Regions from separate parts of the Mus musculus genome. Here region 2 is linked to region 1. Evidence: chromatin loops called from intact Hi-C (ENCODE). Cell type or tissue: left cerebral cortex. All regions are shown on one strand.

Region 1 (8,000 bases):
GCAGGCAATTCTGATAAACATGCAATCTAACCTTCACACAATTTTAAATGCACAACTCTACATAAACGTAAGTCTACACAAACTCTGGGCATTTCCTCTCTGTTTTGTTTTTTGATGTTCCTAAACCTGATATTTAGAGGCTCTATGTTCCTAATAAAGAGAGCTGCTGAGGTGTTAAACATCCTGGTAATGTTTGCATGCAGGCTTAATAGTAAGTTCACAATAGACAATAAACTACAAGACCTAGAGAGTGGGGCCATTACCTTATGTAGCAAAAACAAAACAAAAGGACTTTAAAACGGTAAAGATTCTGAGATAGGACAATTATTGTGGAATATCTAGATGAGCCCTAAATATAGTCACCTATGCCTTTATAAGGTCAAGACAAAGAAGGATTTTACTATACAAAAGAGAAAGGCAGAGATTGGACTAATGACATGATAGGTCAAGGAATGATGGAGACATGGAATAGATAGCATACAGACCATGACTTGCAGGCCCCAGAGAGTACAGCCTATATTTTTTCCCTAGTGAACTGATTTCAGATTTCTGGCCTTCAGAGCTATGAGCATAAAAGCTAAAGATTTGTGGTAATTTATCATGGTATGTGATCATTTGTTATGGCAGCTGCAAGGAGCCACTGTAACACATTTCGTTGTATTGCCATTTACCATGGGATAGAAAACATCCCATGTGCAGTTTGGCCGCCATATTTTCAACAACAATACAACAAAGAAAGGGAGGGAGGGAGGGAGGGAGGGAGGGAGGGAGGGACGGAGAGAGAGAGAGAGAGAGAGAGAGAGAGAGAGAGAGAAGAAAGAAAGAAAGAAAGAAAGAAAGAAAGAAAGAAAGAAAGAAAGAAAGAAAGAAAGAAAGAAAGAAAGAAAGAGGAAGAAGGGGACGGGAGAGGGGAGGGGAAGGAAGGAAGGAAGGAAGGAAGGAAGGAACGAACGAACGAACGAACGAACGAACGAACGAACGAACGAACTTTTCCTTGTACCCAATGAGCTACCTTCCAGAGAAACCAAAGTCAAGACACCAAAGAAATATCTTCATATTTGTTTCCATTTTCTTACTAGTTACTAATTATTGCATGAGTCAAACAGAAGGAACACCCCCTCATAGAATCTGTACCCTGTTACTTTAAGCAAAGAAAATATTCTGTTTAACTAACACCTGATGTAATATAGTACTCTCACAGAACAACCTCAAATACCAGAAGCAGTTTTTTCTCAACTATTCCATACACTATTTCACTTCACTGTGACAGAATTGAGAGTGACAGATGGCAAGGAACTTCCCTTCCCCTCCCTTGGTAAATGACAGGAAAGACCCAAGCGCTGTGCACAGATAGATGGAACTGGCACTGCGTTACATCAATCATCTGGGGCTAACTACGTCATCCCTATTATCACAGCAAAACTAATGCTCCGGAGAAGTCTCAAGAACTACATTTCCCAGAAGCCAGACCTGTTGGGGGAAATTAAATCTGAACTGGAAGGCATCTTTCTTGAACTTAAGTTAACAAGTCATGGGCAAGTGGGTGCAGTCTCTCTCCTGATGATCTTATGTAAATTGCCTAACAAATCTTGGTCAATTTGATGGAAACATAACGATGATTAAAGACCATAGCCACCTGATCCAAACACTAACATGTGCCACCTGGTTGTCTGAAGAACTGAATCTCTTCCATTTTATTAACTTTACTTTGACATGCTCAAAGTGATGCTTACCAAACATTATCTTTTCAAACCACTGTGAAGACACACAGACAGGAACAGCTGTGATTTATAAATGCAATACTTACTTTAACTGCTAGAAGAACTTGAAATAAAGTGTCCTTTAGAATATAGAGACTCTAACATCCAGCACGGCTCTTTCTAATACCTTATTATTTCAGAAAAACTACAGTATAATTGACAGGGGAAAAAAATCTTCTTGGTCCCTTCCTGTTCCTCTTCGAACTCTTGCATCTAGTTATTCTGGTGGGTGACTCCTAGCAACTGTTTCATATTTCTGTCCTTCATCCTTAAGTGTTATTATTGAGCTCAAAGAATAGGAATTACAATGTGAATTACAAGAAAGCTATCAACAAAGCACATTATCCAAAGCAGCTAAATATTTCTCCTCAAAGCTTATTAGCACCAGGCCACAGATATATCACCAACTGCCTCGCCATTCAAATAATGCATTGATTGAAAGGCATTAAAAAGATTTTTTGAACTCAAGAATGATTTCCAATAAGAACTGTCACAAATAACCGTATTTATTTTCTTGTCAAGCCATATAACTCAAGAGAATGTACCAACAGTCTTATTTCTAACTTGTATGTGAGTAGTGTCTACATTTAGGCTGAATGGCCAAATAGATTGTTTTAACTTTCACTACTATAGTCTCTACAACTATAGATATAAAACAAAACAAAACTTTGTTTGAAAATTCCAGTAGGATAAAGTCTTCACTAATATGCCTTTGTGCAAATAAGGGTGTTCTGCTTGCAAGAATGCTAAGGGATCACGTCCAGAGAAGACTGAACTGGTATGGAGAGGAGGGTAATGCTTACCCCATCGACTACATTAGCTGAAACAAACCAAACAACCAAAGAAAAAACCAGAATCTGATCATCAGTGGCATTAGAGATGCCAGTTCACTAGTGTCTTAACATTTGTAAACGTAATTGAACACCATGACTGTGGTGGTGGTACGTAACTACAGTTACTATTTACTCAGTGTTGTGATCCAAATGTGTCAGGTCCTAGTGATCCAAAGCATGAAAGGGACATAAAGTCTGCTATGATCATCAATCTGTAGGGACTGGTGGCCAGAGAATGAGAAACAGTGAACTTTTTATGATCTGGGGAATTCTTGCCGAGGAGAATGAAAGAATGAAAGAAAATCTGAACTTAGTCAAACAAGCAAGGGCAACAAAGAGTTAAAGTGCACAGAGGAGGTTCAATATCTGTATTTCTGCCAAAGATCACCAGCAGAAGCAGCAGCTGTCAGGTGCCATGGACAGCAAGAATCAGGGAGTGTGTCACAATAGAAGAATCAAATGACTGTTTCAGCTCGGATAACAGTGAAAAGGACTCAGTAAACAGAAGGGCTGGGTGAATAGAGGCTCTTACAGTCTGCTGCTGAGATTAACTTCATCTCATTCCCTGCCCACAGGAAGATTTGCAGCAAAATAAAAAGCTGGAATAGAGGTCTGAATGGCTCAAAAGGGCAGAAAAATGAAGATAACTTTATTCTTAAAGGAAAAATGTCTGTTTAGCTCTACTTTATTCATTTATATGTCATTTACTTCTCAGGCTCACACCCTGGGTCATTATGACCCTCATCTTATAAAAGGGAAAATGTAAAGATTAAGCTCCAAGATAATCCATCAGGGTCTGAACCTAGAACTTACTTGATTTGCTTTAATGTTTAAAACCAGTATACAGCATATGAGCTCACTCAACTTCACACTACTGATGTATTCAGCTTAAACACATAAGGCACATTCACAAAAAATTATAAATTCTCTCTGGGATTAGACCAGCTGAAATCTGATGGAGGCATTCTACCTTAAACTGCATTTGGGATTAAATTAAAATATTGAGACTCAGGGCTAGAAAGAATGGTTCAGTAGATGAGATGGCCCAAGTTTAATACCCAGCACACATGTCAGGTGGCCCACAACTACCTACACCCCTGGCTCAATGGAATTCTCCATGGACACCTATATTGATGTACACATACCCAACCCCACACATGCACATCCACTCACATAAAATAAATAAATATTTAAAAATAAATAAAAATTGACAACTAAAATCCTCCCATCAACTTTGACATCAAAGGTGAAAGATCTTTTATTACTTAACTTGTTTGCTCTTATTTTCAAGCAAAAAAAAAAAAAAAAAAAAAAAAAAAAACTCATTCAAGCTAATTCTACACACAAGATTGCCAGGGTGAAAGGGAACTTGAATCTGGCTGTGACTAATGGATGCTGGGACCCAACATCATCTTAATAGTCTGTCTCTTTATAAATTTCTTCCCTGCCATGCTCAGTCCAGCTGAACCTAAGAAAGTACCAACCTAACTTTTTTTCTTGCTATTGACAGAAGACATGAAAGCACAATTCCTCCCTCAAATTTGTATGACTCCCAGACAAATGTAATCTGGTTTGGACATTTTGGTTATCACTATTGCTTGTCAGGTCTATCAAAAGTCAGATGGTTGAATGCTCTTTCATTCTACCTAGATGTTAATCATAGATCTGGGAGATGTTGCTCAAGCTCTGGCCTCTTGTAGCAGCCTTCATAGCCCTCACTGTTTGTTGAGAAGAGCAGACAGAAGAAAAGAGCAGCAGGTCACAGTGGGATACAGCCTCAGAGACGGGATCCCCAGCCGTCCATGTGTTCCAGGGTCTGTGTTGGTACTGGTCCTTTGTAGCAAGCCTGGGGTCTATATCCTTCGTCTTGCAGATTTGTCAGCTCTCTGGAACTCTTCTGTGAATGAGTCCTTGCAAGTTGTCTAACTCTTTACAGCCAGCTCTCTCAGGCCATTTTTCTTCTCCAGGTGTCTTCCCTCCCTGAATGCCCTCAAACTGTTCAAGCTGTTCCTTTAGTGATCACTGACTTTCGCCACCTAAGGATCCATTCAGGACCTGGGGCACATGGAACAGCTGCAGTCACTTGGACTCAGACATGCACGCCGAACCAGGTTGGAATCCCAGCCAGCAACCAGTGGTAAGCCATATCACTGATACCTGGTGGACGTAGGGCAATGCTACTGTGGCATAGCCTCAGAGTCTCTGCAAGTGGCCCTTTCTTCAGAAAAATAAAATAAAATAAAATAAAATAAAATAAAATAAAACAAAACAAAACAAAACAAAACAAAATAAAATAAAATAAAATATTGACTTCAGGCACTTTGCTTTGGGAGCCAGGTGGTGTTGAATCACATAGGCCACAGGCTATGCAGGACTTGCATGGTTTTCAGGTAGCTGTCAATCAGGTCAAGGCTGTGTCCACTACTTCAATTAGTGCAGGGTTGAGTCTGGGACTAAATCCCGCCCACTTGTCAGTGGCCCTGCCCAATGCAGTCATTTATTCAACCACCTGTAACTCCTGCTCTTCCTCCTCTATCTAAGGGCACCCACATACACAGGCATAAATACATAAATAAATGTTCCTTTTAAAAATTAGAGCCAGTGAACAGGAACGTGTCACTAAATAAAAACTTGCTGTAAGTCAAAGCAAAATAGAAAAAGAAGGGACAAGCCAGGAGTTAGAGGCCTCTATATATTCTTGAAATGTAGCTTCAAATTTGCTGTGACTGTGTTTAGTTCATTACAATGGTAAAAATACATAAAAAAAGGACTCAAGAAAATTAGAGACTGAAATATTTGCACAGACATAGCAAAATAATAGTTAAAGGCCAAAATGGATGCAGAGAAAGATCACTAGGGAAAGTGCTAGCCATGCAAGTGAGAGGCTATAAGACCAAATCCCTGGAGACCATGAGAAAGCCAGATGTATAGAACAAGCATCTGGAAGCTTGTGGGCCAGGCTAGCATACATCATGAGAAAAAACAAAGGTAGTCTGCCTCAAACAGGATGAATGCCAAGGACAGACCAACATGAAGGATGTTCTCAGAACTTCACTTTAGCATGGCATCTGTGCACCTGCATTCACCATCATGAACCTCATACATACACACACACACACACACACACACACACACACACACACGGGGGAGGGGAGTTGAAGGCAGGGAAGGGAGGAGAGAAAGGAGGAGAGAGAGAGGAGTGAAGGGAGGGATGGAGGGAAGGAAGGGAAAGGGAAAGAAGGAGAGGAAATGAGAGAGAGGTAGGCAGGAAAAGAGAGAGAGAGAGAGAGAGAGAGAGAGAGAGAGAGAGAGAGAGAACGAGAACCAACTATTGGAATTCAAATCCAGTAAAGATCAGGCATATGCCAATTATAGAAACTTTGTATTTAAACTAAAGATCAAATGTATGTGTTGCTTGGGAAAATGAAAAAAATGTTTCCAAGACACATTAATAGTGAGACCATCAGCTATTGGATGGATCACAGGGTCCCCAATGGAGGAGCTAGAGAAAGTACCCAAGGAGCTAAAGGGATCTGCAACCCTATAGGTGGAACAACATTATGAACTAACCAGTACCCCGGAGCTCTTGACTCTAGCTGCATATGTATCAAAAGATGGCCTAGTCAGCCATCACTGGAAAGAGAGGCCCATTGGACTTGCAAACTTTATATGCCCCAGTACAGGGGAACGCCAGGGCCAAAGAGTGGGAGTGGGTGGGTAGGGGAATAGGGGACTTTTGGGATAGCATTGGAAATGTAAATGAGGAAAATACCTAATAAAAAATATTTTTAAGGCGGAACTTGAGACTGCGGTACATAGGGAAGCAGGCTACCCGGGCCTGATCTGGGGCACAAGTCCCTTCCGCTCGACTCGTGACTCGAGCCCCGGGCTACCTTGCCAGCAGAGTCTTGCCCAACACCCGCAAGGGTCCACACGGGACTCCCCACGGGACCCTAAGACCTCTGGTGAGTGGATCACAGTGCCTGCCCCAATCCAATCGCGCGGAACTCGAGACTGCGGTACATAGGGAAGCAGGCTACCCGGGCCTGATCTGGGGCACAAGTCCCTTCCGCTCGACTCGAGACTCGAGCCCCGGGCTACCTTGCCAGCAGAGTCTTGCCCAACACCCGCAAGGGTCCACGGGGGACTCCCCACGGGACCCTAAGACCTCTGGTGAGTGGATCACAGTGCCTGCCCCAATCCAATCGCGCGGAACTCGTGACTGCGGTACATAGGGAAGCAGGCTACCCGGGCTTGATCTGGGGCACAAACCCCTTCCACTCCACTCGAGCCCCGGCTACCTTGCCAGCTGAGTCGCCTGACACCCGCAAGGGCCCACACAGGATTCCACACGTGATCCTAAGACCTCTAGTGAGTGGAACACAACTTCTGCCAGGAGTCTGGTTCGAACACCAGATATCTGGGTACCTGCCTTGCAAGAAGAGAGCTTGCCTGCAGAGAATACTCTGCCCACTGAAACTAAGGAGAGTGCTACCCTCCAGGTCTGCTCATAGAGGCTAACAGAGTCACCTGAAGAACAAGCTCTTAACAGTGACAACTAAAACAGCTAGCTTCAGAGATTACCAGATGGCGAAAGGCAAACGTAAGAATCCTACTAACAGAAATCAAGACCACTCACCATCATCAGAACGTAGCACTCCCACCCCACCTAGTCCTGGGCACCCCAACACAACCGAAAATCTAGACCCAGATTTAAAAACATTTCTCATGATGATGATAGAGGACATCAAGAAGGACTTTCATAAGTCACTTAAAGATTTACAGGAGAGCACTGCTAAAGAGTTACAGGCTCTTAAAGAAAAGCAGGAAAACACAGCCAAACAGGTGATGGAAATGAACAAAACCATACTAGAACTAAAAGGGGAAGTAGACACAATAAAGAAAACCCAAAGCGAGGCAACGCTGGAGATAGAAACCCTAGGAAAGAGATCTGGAACCATAGATGCGAGCATCAGCAACAGAATACAAGAAATGGAAGAGAGAATCTCAGGTGCAGAAGATTCCATAGAGAACATCGACACAACAGTCAAAGAAAATACAAAATGCAAAAGGATCCTAACTCAAAACATCCAGGTAATCCAGGACACAATGAGAAGACCAAACCTACGGATAATAGGAATTGATGAGAATGAAGATTTTCAACTTAAAGGGCCAGCTAATATCTTCAACAAAATAATAGAAGAAAACTTCCCAAACATAAAAAAAGAGATGCCCATGATCATACAAGAAGCATACAGAACTCCAAATAGACTGGACCAGAAAAGAAATTCCTCCCGACACATAATAATCAGAACAACAAATGCACTAAATAAAGATAGAATATTAAAAGCAGTAAGGGAGAAAGGTCAAGTAACATATAAAGGAAGGCCTATCAGAATTACACCAG
Region 2 (8,000 bases), 50 kb before region 1:
GAAGAGAGCTGGTGAACCTGAAGTCTTCAGAAAAATTTAGTACATTAATTTTAATATGTTTGTCTAAATGAGCTCCAAAGAGAAAAAGGAATGGAAATGAAGAATTATTTTGACAATAACATTAGAAGACTTTTTTTAATTTGACAAAATACTTGAACACACACGTCCTACAATTCAAAATGAAGATTGAAGTGGGCAAAATGCAAGTCATGCTCAAGGGCTTTATTCCAAAACTAAAAAGAAAAAAGAAAAAAAAAAAAGAAACAAACAAAGAAACAAAGAAACATAGCCGGGCAGTGGTGGTGCACATCTTTAATCCCAACACTTGGGAGGCTGAGGCAGGTGGATTTCTGAGTTCCAGTACAGCCTGGTCTATAGAGTCAGTTTCAGGACAGCCAGGGCTATACAGAGAAACCCTGTCTTGAAAAAACAAACAAACAAACAAAAACAAAAACAAACAAAAAGAAATATAAAGAAAACATAAATCTCTCGATGGGACAGTCTCTGGATGGCCTTTCCTTCAGTCTCTGTTCCATTTTTTTGTCCCCGTCTTTCCTCTGGACAGGAATATTTCTGGGTTAAAAATTTTGAGATGCAGAGGTGGCCCCATTCCTCTACAGGGGGTGGTCTTTACAGGTTGTATCTCCCCTTTGTTTGGTATTTTAGCTAAAATCATCACCATTGGATCCTGGAAACCTCCTGGTTCCCTGGAGTGTGGGACTTTCTAGAGGCTACCTCTAGCTCCCCATCCCACACTGCTATATGTTTCTATTCAATTGCCTTACCCTCTGTACTTCTCTCCTGTCCCTTCCAAAACCTGAATCTGCCCCCTTTTTTCTTCCCCTCCTCTCTCCCTCCTACATACCTCTCCTCCTCTATCTCCTGTGATTGTTTTGTTCCCTGTTCTATGAAGGACTGAAGCATCCACACTTTGGTCTTAGAGGGAGCCATGGCTCTAGATACATATGTAGCAGAGGATGGCCTTATCTGATATCAATGGGAGGAGAAGCCCTTGGTCTTGTGGCGCCTTGATGCCCCAGTGTAGGTGGATGCTAGAGGAGTGAGGCAAGAGTGGGTAGTGGGTGGAGGAGCACCCTCATAGAGGCAAAGGGGAGGAGGAGAGGGTAGATGGGAAGGACGGTTTGTGGAGCAGAAACATGGAAGGGGGATATAATTTGAAATGTAAATAAGTAAAATTATTAATAAAAAAGAAAGCATACATTTCAGTAGAAAATATTACTATTAGTGAAATAATAACACAGCTAACTTAACTTCAAAAAATGATTTAGAATTTTTATAAAATGAACATAAAGTGAATATTGACGATGGAAAGATTAAAGCAGAGAAAATAAGAGGAGAGAATTAACCAGAATGAAAGGTATATGCAAAGGCTATATTGAAACCTACTAACTTATAACCAAACTAAAAATATAACGAAAAGTATATACAAAAGAGATACCTTATAATGTTGCTTCTAAAAGCCGTGCTTTAGTAAATGGACGACAACAACAACAATAAAGGGCTGGCGAGATGGCTCAGTGGTTAAGAGCGTCGACTGCTCTTCCGAAGATCCCGAGTTCAAATCCCAGCAACCACGTGGTGGCTCACAACCATCTGTAATGAAATCTGATGCCCTCTTCTGGAGTGTCTGAAGACAGCTACAGTGTACTTACATATAATAAATAAATAAATCTTAAAAAAAATAAAAACAACAACAACAAAATCGCAGTGCCAGATGTAAGGTGCCTCTGTATGAATTGTTATTCAAGGAAGCAATGGAAGCACCCCAAACAATACAAACTCTTGCCATTTTCTTCTGGTTGTTTACTAGAACTAGATGATAAGATGTTATCACCAAAGACACTGTATACCCTGTCTATAAAATAGGAGGACATTAGATGAACTAAGAGCTACTTCCTGCTAAGTAATCTGCTACAGAAGAAAAAGCATCCATAATACTTCCCAGGTATGAACCCTATGAATTTCAATACCATGATGTACCCACTTGTGTAATACTGGTATGGTGCTTGAACAACCATAACATATATCTGGAAGACTTAGGTCAGACCCATATAGGCCCTGAGTCCCCATAAGCCCTGTTTCTATGTGCAGTTTTGTTTGTTTGTTTGTTTGCTGTTTTTGTTGGTGGTAGTGACTGTGTGGTTAGTTGTTTTTGGTTTTAGTTTGGTTTGGTTTGGTTTGGTTTTTGCCAGTTGTGTTTGGTTTTATCATAAGTCTCTAGGCTGTCCAGCCTCTGTTTTCTGGCCCTTTGGGTAGTGTCAGACATGGGCTCCCTATCATGGCATAGGTCTCAAGCTAGACCAGTCATTGGCTGGCAACTCTCAAAAATTCTGAGCCCCCCTTTATTCCACCAAATCTTGCAGGCAAAGACAAAATGTATGTCAAAGTTTTGCCTACAATTTGTAGTTGGGTTGGTGTTCTAATACCACCACTGGAAGCTTTGTTTGGTCACAGAAAATGGCTGGTTCAGGTTCCATATCCCCATTTACTAGAAGTCTTCACTAGGTTCAACTTCATGGATCCCAGAGAGCCTCATTGCATCATGTCTCTACATAGCTCCTCAAATGCCCCCTTAATTCCAGTAGTCTCTCCTATTATTCTCTCCTTCCACCTTATGTTTCCTGATCCCATCCCTACCCACCCCTAGTCCACCCATAAAATCTTTTTTATTTCCCCTTCCATTGAGATAAATGTATCCTACCTTGAGCCTTTCTTCTTTCTTAGCCTCTTCGTGTCTTGGATTGCACAACAATTATCTTTTACTTTACAACTAATATCCACTTATACATAAGTACATACCATGTTTGAATTTTTGGATCTGGGTTACCTTACAGAGAATGATTTTTTCCAGTTCTACTCATTTGCCTACAATTTCATGAAGACAATTTTTTTAGCAGCTAAGTAGTATTCCATTGTGTAAATGTGCCACATTTTCTTTATCCATTCTTCAGTTGGTGGACAGCAAGGTTGCTTCCAGTTTCTGGCAATTATGAATAAAACTACTATGAACTTAGTTAAGCAAGGGTCCTTGTGGTATGGTAGAGATTCTTTTGGGGATATGGACAGGAGTGATATAGCTAGGTCTTCGGGTATGTCAATTCCCAACTTTCTGAGACACTTTCATGTAGATTTCAGAGTGGCTGCACATATTTAAACTCCCAATAGCAATGGAGGTGTGTTCCCCTTGTTCCACATCCTTGCCAGCATGAGCTGTCACTTGAGTTTTTCATCTTTGACATTCTGACAGGTGTAAGATGATACCTGAAAGTAGTTTTGATTTGTGCTTCCTTGATGAATAACGCTGTCAAACATTTCTCTAAGTTCTTCTAAGCCTCTGTTGAGAATTGTCTGTTTCACTCTGCATGTCATTTTGAAATTAGATTACTTAGTTTGGTGATGTCTAGTTTCTTGAGTTCTTTATATTTTTGGAAATTAGCCTATGTATATGTGGAGTTGGTTTAAAAAAAATCCCATTGTGCAGGATGCCATTTTGTCTAGAAGCTTTTGCATTTCCTAAGGTCCCATATATTAATTTTCAATTTTGTTGTGTGCACTATGGGTGAAATGTTCAGGAAGTTGTCTCCTGTGCCAGTGCACTCAAGGCTATTCTCTGTTTTCTATCAGGTTCACAATATCCAGTTTTATGTTGAGGTCTTTAATCCACTTGGGCTTGCGTTTTGTTCAGGGTGATAAATATGGATCTGTTTGCATTTTTCTATGTGCAGACATCCAGTTAGACCAGCATCATTTGTTGAAGATGCTTTCTTTTTTCCACTGTGTATTTCTGGCTTCTTTATCAAAAACCAGGTATCCATATGTGTTTGGATTTACACCAAGATCTTCAACTCAATTTCATTGATCAGTGTGTATGTTTTTATGCCAATACTATGCTATTTTTATTATTACTCCTCTGTAGCATATCTTGAAACCAGGGATAGTGATACCTCCAGAAGTTCTTTTATTGTACAGGATTGTTTTTAGGTATCCTGGGTTATTTGCTTTTCCATATTGGATTGGTTACTGTTCTTTCAAGGTCTGTAAAGAATTGTGTTGAAGTTTTGTTAGAGATTACATTGAATCTGTAAATTGCTTTTGGTAACATGGTCATTTGTCCTATGTTAATCCTACCTATCCATGAGCATGGTAAATCTTTCCATCTTCTGATATCTTCTCCAATTTCTTTCTTCAGATAGCTAAAGTTATTGTAGCACAAGTTGTTCACTTCTTTGTTCAGAGCTACTCTCAAGATATTCTCTACTATCTGTGGCTATTGTGAAGGATGGCGTTTTTCTTATGTCTTTACTTTTATTTTGGCTTAGTAATGAGTGTGCCAATGTTTATGTTCCACTTTGTAACCAAATCATTCTTTTACATTTTAAAATTACTGAAAAACAATAGTACTGGAGCTTTTATGACTCTGTAATTATAGGTTTTTCAGCAAAGTACCAATCCTAAGCAATATGTTTACAAGTACATATAGCTTTGCCTAGAATCATCTTTTCCTTCTTATAGACTCAATTTCCTACTTCCTATGGGAATAGTCTTTTTAACCCACTTTTAATGAAATTATCTCCTTTCCTGTTTCACACGTGCTCCCTGTATGAATCCTCTATGAGTATCCTCTATTGCTGAGATGCTCTCTAGCCTGACAACTGTGCTTTTCTGGGATGACAGGTCCCTACTTTTCTGGATTACATTGTCACTTCCCAGATAATTATGATGATTTTTTGGAGTATTTTTCCAATTATCTTCCTAAGAAAAAATACATTGAAAGAATGTAACAGGTACCCAAGTATGTGGGTTATATTTTATAATAACCCACATAGTTTATTGGTTTAGAGAAACACCACTCTATAAAATAACCAATTATATACTATAAATAAACAGAAACCCAGGATACTGCCCATAGGCACACCTGTAGAAATGGCCCATCATCCTAGCAAGGAGTTCAAGCAGATGGTAACTGTTTTACCTGGAAGAAAGGTGGCCCTAAAGCCAACATTTAATTATGAGCTTGTTGCTTTCCTAGTGCTTGCCAAATTCTAGCTCAGTATCAGACAGAGAAAGACACAACCCCTAACAAATAACATAGGAAACCAATCTTTTTGAAGCCTATCTATAACTTCCACATGTCAATAGCCTTCAGTCAAAACATAGCCCAGCTCTTCCATATTCTTCATGAACTTCAGTTCATGCCACTCCCTCCTTTGAATCTCTGACAAAACCAAGTAGTGTTATCTAATTATTCTGCTATATGAAACTCTGGATGGTTGTGACTGGCTCCTTTCACTTAGCATGATATGCTCAAGGTGTGTCCATGCTGTGACATGTGACAGTTTCATTCTCTCTTCTGTATATACATTTGGGCATATATCTATTATGTATAGAATACATTTTGCTGCCTATTCATTAGTCTATAGAACTAGGATAGAATAAATCCGCTTTAGAATTACTATGAATAAAATTCCTGGGAATGTTGGGTTATGTTTTGTGCAGAATGTCTTTTTCACTCATGCTCCTACAGGTAACTCCAATATAATAATCATTCACAAAGCTGGACTTGGATAGATTGGTTTCCTGGCTCTGTCTTCAGTCCCTTATCTGGAGTGAACAGGTGCTTCTTCACATCTTCCCATGAAAAGTTACAAAACTTCATTAACCAATAACTTCCCTTGAAGAGTAACACTTGGATTCTATTTCTACCTTCATTTAGGTTTTTTTTTATTTGCATGTGATTTTAGGTTTGCATTTGTGAATGAGAGGAAGATTGTTATTACCCACCTACAGCTTTCCCATTGTTCTCCATCTCCCACTCATCATGAATTTTTTTTGTTTGTTTTTCAATTTTAAAAGATAGTTTTGCTGTGTATGATTGTTTGGGTTGGCAATTGTGGTTTTCTGAAATTAGAATACATTTTTTCAAACTTTTTGCCTTTAAAGGTTTCTGCTAAATATTCAAGTGTCATGCCAATGGACCTGCGCTTATAAGTAACTTATCCTTTCTTTCTTCAACTCACAATATCCTTTATTATTTTTAAAAATTTTTTAACTATATTATATCATGGAGAATTTTCTTTCTTGCCCAGTCTATTTTGTTTCCTGTAGATTTCCTGTGCCTAAATGATAATCTTTCTATCTAAGTTTGGAAATTTTTTCTTCTAGTATTTCACTGAAGAAACTCTCTATAACTTTGCTATACAGTATTCTTTGCCCTCTTCTATGACCAAAACTTGAAGGCTCTGTCTTTTGTTGTTTCCAAAAGCTCTCCCACTTTCTGTTCATGTATTTTTAAATTCATCACTAATCTTTACTGAATGATCTAATTTTTCCATCTTGTCTTCTATCCCTGATTATCTGTTTTGACATGAACTATTCTGTTGGTGAAGGTTTTCACTGAAATTTTTAACTCACTTATTGAATTTGCCATTTTATGCATCATTTCAATGTGTATTTCCTTCAGAAAACCCAACTCCATTTTAACAACTTGAACTGACGTATATTTGAGTTATTTGAACATGGTTGTAATCATTTTTTTGAATTCTTTGTCTAGAAGTCCTTGCAAGTCATTTTAATAAGAGCCACTATTAGGATGTTTGTAGTTTTGGAAAAGACATATTATTTTTGTTGTTCTTCTTTTTATTCCTACATTGGGATGTGTACATCTGTATTTAGTTTGCTATTTGAGTTTTTATTTATTTATTTATTCAAGTTACTTCTCTTCTCTCAGCAGATTTTCTTACTATGTACAAGACAGAATTAATTCTTACACAGAATTGGCATGTCAATTTCTTCTCCTTGTTTGGTGTTTATGAGTGAAACCTCTATCTTGGGTCTTCTACTTTGTCTGCTGCAACTTGGTATTTACAAGTCACCCAGCTCAGAACACATTTTCTCTAGCAGACTAGATTGGTGCTGGGTTCCAAGGACTGAAAGGCAAATTGAAGATGTGGATCAAGTCGCTGGCAGGGTTCTGGTGAACACCAAATAGTGGGAAGGCCTTGGTTTCTTTGCCATGTAGAAGGAAATAGTGGCTCCTGGTAGGCATCCAAGAAACTTTGGGGATGACCCAAATAAAAGATTCTTGGAAGGGGGATTCAGTAGCCTTCCTGGCTCCCCATACCATATGTAATGACTGAAGAGTTCAGATGACTGGTAGAGAGCAGACTGAGATCTGACAAGTTCCAAAAGGAAGATAGAGGCCCGGAGGAGGTAGAGGTCTGGCACATACCCAAAGGGCTTTGAGGTCACCTCAATAAAAGGAAGTCCCAAAGTGTGGTGAGGGTAGTCTACCTTGCTCTTCTTGCCAGGGGAAAAGTCTGGAGAATCCTTGAAAGATACTGAGATGGGAACATGTGAGTCACAAAGGGTACCTTCTTCATTTTAAGGCAACTGTCCTCTTGCTTTCCTGAAATGAAGTTACCTATAACACCAGGATTTGAAAGTGAAAGTTACGTTTGATTTGTATGTCTAAGGAGCATTTTTAAACCACCCTTCTGCTGTCCTTTTTTAACTCCTTCTATTCCATATCTCTTATTAAGTTTGATAAAAATCTTTTATACTACACAGACTCCTTCCCTGCACTGTTTACTTGTATGGAAATCTCATTCTTAGGTCTCTAAAATAGATTTAATAGAGAAGATTGAATTAAAGGGTAATTTTGAAAATTATATATATTGATATGTTATGATAAGTATCTGATGTGATAAGCATACGATACACATTGCTTTCAACTCTGTTGTAATGCATTGTGAAGCCTCATCTTGTACTCAATTGCAGCCTCACTATTTTCTACTTTATTACCATCTCTTTCCTAGCTCTTCTGCACTCCTCCTGGCTCCCAAGTATTTAAAGCCACTTTTATTTTTATGTTTTAAGCCACTAGTATTTGGAATAGTCCACACTCAAATCACCACAAGTGATACCCTGATGATACACACTGCCATCTTCAAAAATAACTTAAAATTTCAGAAAGGTATCTT

The links. Peaks named below come from ENCODE experiments on the same cell type or tissue, not always from the same donor. Only the 100,000 strongest peaks of a DNase experiment are listed, where the experiment ranks them.
Region 2: a loop joins it to region 1, with 4 times the contacts of the local background. A loop is called at or near these places in 3 of 42 quality-filtered maps.

What each region holds. Positions count from the first base shown.
Region 1 is chr1:33,039,579-33,047,578 of GRCm38, forward strand. No RefSeq gene overlaps it. Among named protein-coding and RNA genes, the nearest start is that of Gm39616, 130 kb to the right of the region's middle. In left cerebral cortex, no CTCF peak of the experiment used is centred here; a DNase peak (open chromatin) is centred at 3,054.
Region 2 is chr1:32,989,237-32,997,236 of GRCm38, forward strand. No RefSeq gene overlaps it. Among named protein-coding and RNA genes, the nearest start is that of Gm39616, 180 kb to the right of the region's middle. In left cerebral cortex, no CTCF peak of the experiment used is centred here; no DNase peak of the experiment used is centred here.